2 separate regions of the Homo sapiens genome follow, and region 2 is linked to region 1. Evidence: read pairs that join two places in POLR2A ChIA-PET (ENCODE). Cell type or tissue: Caco-2. All regions are shown on one strand. Each heading gives the region's core, and the rest is flanking DNA. Links, peaks and the distances in the headings are about the cores only. Region 1 overlaps MED16 (mediator complex subunit 16). Region 2 overlaps ARID3A (AT-rich interaction domain 3A).

Region 1 (4,107 bases), core at 1-4,000:
GGGCTCTGAGCACAGGCCATGGGGCTGTAGGAGCTCAGCCTTCTGGGTTCTGATGGGTTCCCAATTAGGAGGCAGATCTCATCTTTCGGGATCTGTGAGGCTGGCAGACAGATCCAGTGTTCTTTAATATGTAAAGAGTCATTGCAAATCAACAAGGGAGCCTGGGGAACTTGGTGGAACTCCTTCCTGGGTAGGCGGCATGTGTCCTCTCTGTGCTGCAGCAGCCATAATGTGGTCCTGAGCTCAAACCGTGGCATCCGTGCCCATGAGTGAGTCTGCACACTCTTCAGTGCCTACCCTATTTGCTCAGCTGTAAAATGTGGACAAGTCGGCCCTAGCTCAGGCCCTTTCTTCCCCCAGCTCCCGTTCTTCCCTGGTTCCCTGGAAAGAGCATTTATCAAAACCCGCTCGGGGCTCAGGGCTGTTCCTCAGAGCCTGCAGAGAGGTTGAGGGGATGCAGTTCCCTGCTCCAAAACCCTTGGTTTATGCTCCATTTTCCAGGCTCTATTTTTTTTTTTCTTTTTTTTTTTGAGTTGGAGTCTCATTCTGTTGCCCAGGCTGGAGTGCAGTGGTGTGATCTCGGCTCACTGCAACCTCCGCCTCCTGGGTTCAAGCGATTCTCCTTCCTGCCTCAGCCTCCCGAGTAGCTGGGACTACAGGCGCGTGCTGCCACGCCCGGCTAATTTTTTGTATTTTAGTAGAGACGGGGTTTCACCGGTGTTGCCCAGGCTGGTCTCGAACCCCTGAGCTCAGGCAATCTGCCCGCCTCAGCCTCCCAAAGTGCTAGGATTACAGGCGTGAGCCACCGCGCCCGGCTTTGCAGCCTCTCTACTGCAGGGACTCCTTTCATATTCTCTTTTCCATGAGCTTTGGGCTCTGGACCCCACCTCCCCCCGGCCCTCGTACAATGGCAGACCCCAGTGTGAGTGACAGCCCCAGCCCACCACCCTAAGATGCCTCTCTTTGGGACGCCAGGAGCCCCAACCCTTGGTCCCCCACCTGTAGTGCCCCCCTCCCCTGCGCTCCTTGAGGGGCGTGTCAGCCAGGACATGGGCCCAGCTGGGAGGGGCGGGGAGGGGCTGGGAGCAGTGTGGCCAAGGCTGCTGGCTCCTGCTCCCCTGGTGCTCAGGGACTGTGTAACTAAAGAAAGAGTGGCTGGGGGCACGGGCGCTGGATGCCGATTGGCGGGGGCTGACCCCCTGGATGGGCAGCCCCGGCTCTCCACACCCTGCAGAGCAGGAGGCCCCTCCCCCGGCGGGCGTGTCCTGGGCCCTGCCCATGTCTAAGCAGTGCCTGTGCCCCACAGGGCTGGCCCTGGCCTTCCACGACGGCAGCGTCCACATCGTGCACCGGCTCTCACTGCAGACCATGGCCGTCTTCTACAGCTCCGCGGCCCCGAGGCCTGTGGATGAGCCGGCCATGAAGCGCCCCCGCACCGCGGGCCCCGCCGTCCACTTAAAGGCTATGCAGCTATCGTGGACGTCACTGGCCCTGGTGGGGATTGACAGCCACGGGAAGGTGAGCTGCTGGGGCACGTGGGGCCGGGGCTGGTGGGCATTGACAACCAGGGGAAGGCGAGCTGCTGGGCATTGACAACCAGGGGAAGGTGAGCTGCTGGGGCACGTGGGGCTGGCCCTGGTGGGGATTGACAGCCAGGGGAAGGCGAGCTGCTGGGGCACGTGGGGCTGGGGCTGGTGGGCATTGACAACCAGGGGAAGGCGAGCTGCTGGGCATTGACAACCAGGGGAAGGCGAGCTGCTGGGGCACGTGGGGCTGGGGCTGGTGGGCATTGACAACCAGGGGAACGTGAGCTGCTGGGGCACGTGGGGCTGGGCTTGGGGGGCATTGACAACCACGGGAAGGTGAGCTGCTGGGCATTGACAACCAGGGGAAGGCGAGCTGCTGGGGCGTGGCCCTGGTAGGCATTGACAACCAGGGAAAGGCGAGCTGCTGGGGCACGTGGGGCTGGGGCTGGTGGGCATTGACAACCAGGGGAAGGCGAGCTGCTGGGGCACGTGGGGCTGGGGTTGGTGGGCATTGACAACCAGGGAAAGGTGAGCTGCTGGGGCATGTGCGGCTGGGGCTGGTGGGCATTGACAACCAGGGGAAGGTGAGCTGCTGGGGCACGTGGGGCTGGGCTTGGTGGGCATTGACAACCATGGGAAGGTGAGCTGCTGGGCATTGACAACCAGAGGAAGGCGAGCTGCTGGGGCATGTGGGGCTCGGCTTGGTGGGCATTGACAACCATGGGAAGGTGAGCTGCTGGGCATTGACAACCAGGGGAAGGCGAGCTGCTGGGGCACGTGGGGCTGGGGCTGGGGCTGGGGCTGGGGGGTATTGACAACCAGGGGAAGGCGAGCTGCTGGGGCACGTGGGGCTGGGGCTGGGGCTGGTGGGCATTGACAACCGGGGGAAGGTGAGCTGCTGGGACATGTGGGGCTGGGGCTGGGGCTGGTGGGCATTGATAGCCAGGGGAAGGTGAGCTGCTGGGGCACGTGGAGCTGCGGCCGGGGCCGGGGCCGGGGCCGGGGCCGGGGCTGGTGGACATTGACAACCAGGGAAAGGTGAGCTGCTGGGGCACGTGGGGCTGGGGCTGGGGCTGGGGCTGGTGGGCATTGACAACCAGGGGAAGGGGAGCTGCTGGGGCACGTGGGGCTGGGGCTGGTGGGCATTGACAACCAGGGGAAGGGGAGCTGCTGGGGCACGTGGGGCTGGCCCTGGTGGGGATTGACAACCAGGGGAAGGCGAGCTGCTGGGGCACGTGGGGTTGGGGCTGTTGGGCATTGACAACCAGGGGAAGGTGAGCTGCTGGGGCACGTGGGGCTGGGGTTGTGGCTGGTGGGCGTTGACAACCACGGGAAGGTGAGCTGCTGGGGCATGTGGGGCTGGGGCTGGGGCTGGTGGGCATTGACAACCACGGGAAGGTGAGCTGCTGGGGCACGTGGGGCTGGGGCTGGTGGGCATTGACAGCCAGGGGAAGGTGAGCTGCTGGGGCACGTGGGGCCGGGGCCGGGGCCGGGGCTGGGGCTGGTGGACATTGACAACCAGGGAAAGGTGAGCTGCTGGGGCACGTGGGGCTGGGGCTGGGGCTGGGGCTGGTGGGCATTGACAACCACGGGAAGGTGAGCTGCTGGGGCACGTGGGGCTGGGGCTGGTGGGCATTGACAACCAGGGGAAGGCGAGCTGCTGGGGCCCGTGGGGCTGGGGCTGGGGCTGGGGCTGGTGGGCATTGACAACCAGGGGAAGGTGAGCTGCTGGGGCACGTGGGGCTGGGCTCGGTGGGCATTGACAACCACGGGAAGGTGAGCTGCTGAGCATTGACAACCAGGGGAAGGTGAGTTGCTGGGGCACGTGGCGCTGGGGCTGGGGCTGGGGGGCATTGACAGCCAGGGGAAGGCGAGCTGCTGGGGCACGTGGGGCTGGGGCTGGGGCTGGTGGGCGTTGACAACCACGGAAAGGTGAGCTGCTGGGGCACGTGGGGCTGGGGCTGGGGCTGGGGCTGGTGGGCATTGACAACCACGGGAAGGTGAGCTGCTGGGGCACGTGGGGCTGGGGCTGGTGGGCATTGACAACCAGGGGAAGGCGAGCTGCTGGGGCATGTGGGGCTGGGCTTGGTGGGCATTGACAACCACGGGAAGGCGAGCTGCTGGGGCACGTGGGGCTGGGGCTGGGGCTGGGGCTGGGGCTGGTGGGCATTGACAACCAGGGGAAGGTGAGCTGCTGGGGCACGTGGGGCAGGGGCTGGTGGGCATTGACAACCAGGGGAAGGCGAGCTGCTGGGGCACGTGGGTCTGGGGCTGGGGCTGGGGCTGGGAGGGTGCCAGAGGGAGGCGCCCCCGGGGGAAGGGACCACAGGTGCAAGCCCCTCGCCAGCCCCTGCCTGCGCTGCCTTGTCTGTGTGATGGGTTCGTCTTGTTGAGCGAGGTCAGTGGGGTGGCTCACAGCACGTATTAGGAGCTTCGTAACTAGGAGCTGTTGAGAGGACCGCCTTTCACGGGGTAGACTCCTCAGGTAAAGCAGACGAGTGTAAGCCTGGCTCGGCATCCAGTGCAGTCGGGGCTCAGGGAGGTTTCCTTCCCTGTTCCCAGAGGCATTGTGCATGACCCT
Region 2 (4,505 bases), core at 274-4,273, 86 kb before region 1:
TTGTTTTTGAGACCAGGTCTTGCTCTGTCACCCAGGCTGGAATGCAGTGGTGCAATCATGGCTCACTGCAGCCTCGACTTCCTGGGCTCAAGTGATCCTCCCATCTCAGCCTCCCGAGTAGCTGGGGCTACAGGAGCGTGTCACCACGCCCAGCTAACTTTTGTAGAGATGGCATCTCACTGTGTTGCTCAGGCTGATCTCAAATTCCTGGGCTCAAGCAATCCTCCCATTTCAGCCTCCCAAAGTGCTGGGATTATAGGCATGAGCCACGGTGCCCAGCCAGTTTACTTTATTATTTTTTATTTTTTGAGATGGAGTTTTGCTATTGTTGCCCAGGCTGGAGTGCAGTGGCGTTATCTCGGGTCACTGCAACCTCCATCTCCCAGTTCATGTGATTCTCCTGCCTCAGCCTCCCAAGTAGCTGGGACTACAGGGGTGCGCTGCCACGCCCGGCTAATTTGTTGTATTTTTAGTAGAGATGGAGTTTCACCATGTTGCCCAGGCTGATCTCGAACTCCTGACCTCAAGTGATCCACCCACCTCGGTCTCCCAAAGTGCTGGGATTACAGATGTCAGCCACTGCACCCGGCTTTTTTTTTCTTATTGATTTGTTGGCACTCTTTACATATGTAGGCTCCAAGGCCCTCACTGTGTGACACACGCAGGAAGCACAGCGGGTCTGGGCACGAGGGCAGTACCTTGGCTGTTGATCCGAATGCTCATGGGCAGCTGGGCCGCCATGGCCAGGAAGTTCTGCTGGAGTGCACGTTGCATCAGCCGTTGCTGCTCATCGGCCACCAGGGCCATCTTCTTCTCCGGAGGCTCTGCAGACTCCAGCTTCTCCCGCAGCTGTTCCAGGGCAGCTGCCTGTGCGGCCACAGCTGCTTGGGCGGCTGCTGCTTGCACAGCTGCTGCCTGGGCTGCCACCACAGGGTGGCCCGCCAGGGACACAGGCAGGCGGCCAGGGACTGTGATGGGGATGGCTGAGTCCTCCTCTAGGTAGGAAAAAAGGGGAATTGGTGGCCAGGAGGGGCTGGGCCCTGCCTTCCACTCAAGGCAGGAACATGCACCTTCTTTTTTCTTTTCTTTTCTTTTTTTTTTTTTTTTTGAGACGGAGTTTCACTCTTGTTGCCCAGGCTGGAGTGCAATGGTGCGATCTCAGCTCACCGCAACCTCTGCCTCCCGGGTTCAAGTGATTCTCCTGCCTTAGCCTCCCTAGTAGCTGGGAAACAGGCACCCGCCACCACGCCTGGCTAATTTTGTATTTTTAGTAGAGACGGGGTTTCTTCATGTTGGCCAGGCTGGTCTTGAACTCCTGACCTCAGGTGATCCGCCCGCCTCGGCCTCCCAAAGTGCTGGGATTACAGGCGTGAGCCACCGCGCCCAGCCTTTTTTTTTTTTGCTTTGAGACAGAGTCTCGCTCTGTTGCTTAGGCTGGAGGGCAGTGGCGCGATCCCAGCTCACTGCAACCTCTGCCTCTCAGGCTCAGGTGATTCTTCTGCCTCAGTCTCCTGAGTAGCTGGGATTACAGGCGCCCACCACCACACTAAGCTAATTTTTTTTTTTTTTTTTTTTGACACGGAGTCTCACTCTGTCGCTGAGGCTGGAATGCAGTGACGTGATCTTGGCTCACCGCAACCTCTGCCACCTGGGTTCAAGCGATTCTCCTGCCTCAGCCTCCCAAGTAGCTGGGACTACAGGTGTGTGCCACCACACCCGGCTAATTTTTGTATTTTTAGTAGAGACAGGGTTTCACCATATTGATTAGGCTGGTCTCAAACTTCTGACCTCAAGCGATCCGCCTGCCTCAGCCTCCCAAAGTGCTGGGACTACAGGCGTGAGCCACTGTGCCTGGCCTAAAAAAATTTTTTTTAGACTGGGTCTCACTACTGTTGCTCAGGCTGTAGTGCAGTGGTGTAATCTCAGTTCACCACAGCCTCGACCTCCTGGGCTCAACCCATCTGACCACCTCAGCTTCCTGGGTAGCTGGGACCACAGGTGCACGTTGCCACGCCCAGCTAATTTTTTTTTTTTTTTTTGAGATGGGGTCTCACTATGTTGCCCAGATGAGAAATGGTAACTCAGACAGGCAAACTGAGGTGACACTGCTGTGTGTGCTGTTGGTACCTCTGTGTTATGGAGGATTCAGAGGCTCAGTGGGAGGGAAAACTGATCAACTGATGATGCCTGCCTCAGTGTAGACTGGAAAAACAGTGATCAATTAGTAATGTCTGCCTTGGCCACAGGACTGGAAACACAGATTGATTAGCAATGTCTGCCTGCCACCTGTGTGGAATTAGAAAATGGTGATGGATTGGTAATGTCTGCCATAGGCAGAGGACTGGTAGATTGGAAGCCCTTTTCCATGCCAACTATAGGGTTTTTCATCCTGGTTACCCAGAGAGGGGAAGAGGTATCCCCCAAGGTCAGACAGCCAGGCTGAAGCTCAGTTGGGAACACGCCCCAGGCCCCATACAGGCCCTTACCTTTCTTGATCTTAGGGGCGGGGGTGATGGAGCTGCCATTGGTGCTTGCGGCCAGGCCCAGGGAGGACACGGGTAGCTTGGGTGAGGAGAGCATGCCGTGTGCCCCGCCTGGCGAGTAGGCAAAGAGGGAGCCACCAAAGCTCTGGCGCCGGCCCTCCCGTCGGTTGCTGTCTATGGCTGCCTGGAGCTCATTGGGGTTACTGAGGCCCCGCTTCTCACACTCGTAGGGGTACAGGTACTTCATGTATCTGTGGGTGGGACGAGGGAAGAGGATGGCACCCGGGTCACCCCTACGGCTCTCTTTGGCCTTCAGTACAAAGTAAACCCCACTGTGGCACCACCATCCCTGGTTCTTCCCTTGGACTTGCTCAGCAGCCCCCAGAGCTGCTGGGCCTTTGCCCATTCCCTCCATCTCAATGCTGTTCCTCGCAATGGCCCCTGATTGCACAACCCCAGAGACTGTGTGGTCCTCGCACCCCTACTTGACGCTCTCGGGCCCTGGACGCACGGTGTGGCCCTGTGCCCTTTGCGGCTGCCCACTGCCCCCTCCTCTGCAGCTGCCCACCACCCCCTCCCTCTTCTGCAGGCCCCTTGCACTGGCTGCTCAGAGTGCCCTGGCCCGACCTCGGCACAACCGTCCGCCACTCACTGGGTCCGCAGGGTGAAGGCTGCACTGGTGATGGACGTGGGCAGGTTGAGGCCCTTGGTGATCTCACGCCACAGCTTCTTGTTGATGACCTCCACGAGGCCGCCCTTCTCCGTCACCAGCACGTACAGCATGAACAGGTCAAGGACCTGTTTGGCCATGATGGGGATGCGGTTCACAGGTGTCCCTGGGGGAAGGGGCGAGAGGGAGGTTGGGGGCCACCTGGGCACTGCAGGGAGCCGAGTGTCCTGGCCTCCGCCCTCTCCATGCCAGGAGCACTCCCCCGCCCAGGCTGTGACAACCACAGATGTCTCCAGACATTGCCCAGGGCCCTCTGTGGGTGCAGGATCATCCAGGCTGGGAACCTCTGCTCGAGAGGGTGCAGAGGGGGCAGCTCTGCCTCGGTTTATCCACCAGTAACCTGGGCTTAGGGACAGCGCAGCCCTCGGGAGGAGGGTTACTGAGAGGAGGGACGTGCGGGAGACGCCCGGATCTTTGTTATTCCTTCTCCACGCCACACACCACGGCAGCTGCCAAAACAACTCTGCCTATGTTCCCAGAGGCCTGTTCCCTCCACACTGACAGGGGCTCTGCAGCCTCAGGCAGGCAAGGGGTAAAGCCTGGCTTACCCAATTTCAAGTCTGGAGAATGGAGGGCTGTGGACTGGCCTAGGGAGGGGAAGGGGATGGGCTAGCCCCGACATGGGGGGTTGGGCTAGCCCAGGAGGAGAGGGTTGTGGGCTACGCTATGCCAGGGAGGGAAAGGGGGAGGATTAGCCTAGGCAGGGGAAGGGCGGTAGGTGGGCTGGCCCAGGAAGAAGAGGCGGCTGGGCTGACTCAGGTTCCTGCCCCTCAACTCCTGGAGCCGGCTGCAGACGTGGCCCCTCCCCGCCCTTCCAGCCCTACCTGCCCCCTCCAGGGCTCTCCCAGGCTGCCCCTGCACCAGGAGCCTCTGGCTTCAGATGTCAGCTCCACCTCTGCCCAGCCCCTCCCTGGCCTGACAGTAGGCAAGACCCACTTAAACCTATCGTTCTGTCCGTGAAATTCTGCACTTAGGAGATCAATTGTGTACAGTCTGTGGCCCCCACCCCATGTTCTGCCTACGTGGGGTCCCAGCACTCAGTGGCATACAGTAGGCGCTCAGTGAAGACCAGTGAGGGCAGGTGGCCCAGGCCATAGCTGCTGCCCACTCACCATGGGGTGGGAGGGGACGCCCATCGCCCTGTTAGGGATGGGGACGTGGACATCGAGGTTCTGGGATGTGACTGGCTGGAGAGCGGGTGCAGCCCTGAGTGAGCAGCCGGCCCTCTGCCTGGTCGAGGCCTGCTACCCCCGGAACCCCCGGTGTCTGACCTTCCAGAAACACCTCCCACC

Evidence for each region. Peaks named below come from ENCODE experiments on the same cell type or tissue, not always from the same donor. Only the 100,000 strongest peaks of a DNase experiment are listed, where the experiment ranks them.
Region 2: POLR2A ChIA-PET joins it to region 1 with 6 read pairs; 5 of 35 experiments call an interaction of 5 or more read pairs at or near these places.

Annotation. Positions count from the first base shown.
Region 1 is chr19:877,348-881,454 of GRCh38, reverse strand. MED16 (mediator complex subunit 16) reads left to right here. Exons shown (of 16, transcript NM_005481.3): 8 at 1,307-1,518. Among named protein-coding and RNA genes, the nearest start is that of MED16, 14 kb to the left of the region's middle. In Caco-2, for the core only: no CTCF peak of the experiment used is centred there; a DNase peak (open chromatin) is centred at 1,687.
Region 2 is chr19:963,062-967,566 of GRCh38, reverse strand. It overlaps ARID3A (AT-rich interaction domain 3A), which reads right to left. Exons shown (of 9, transcript NM_005224.3): 5 at 3,136-3,319; 6 at 2,487-2,734; 7 at 699-995. Among named protein-coding and RNA genes, the nearest start is that of WDR18, 19 kb to the left of the region's middle. RefSeq lists a silencer at 2,369-2,546 and an enhancer at 4,240-4,505. In Caco-2, for the core only: no CTCF peak of the experiment used is centred there; no DNase peak of the experiment used is centred there.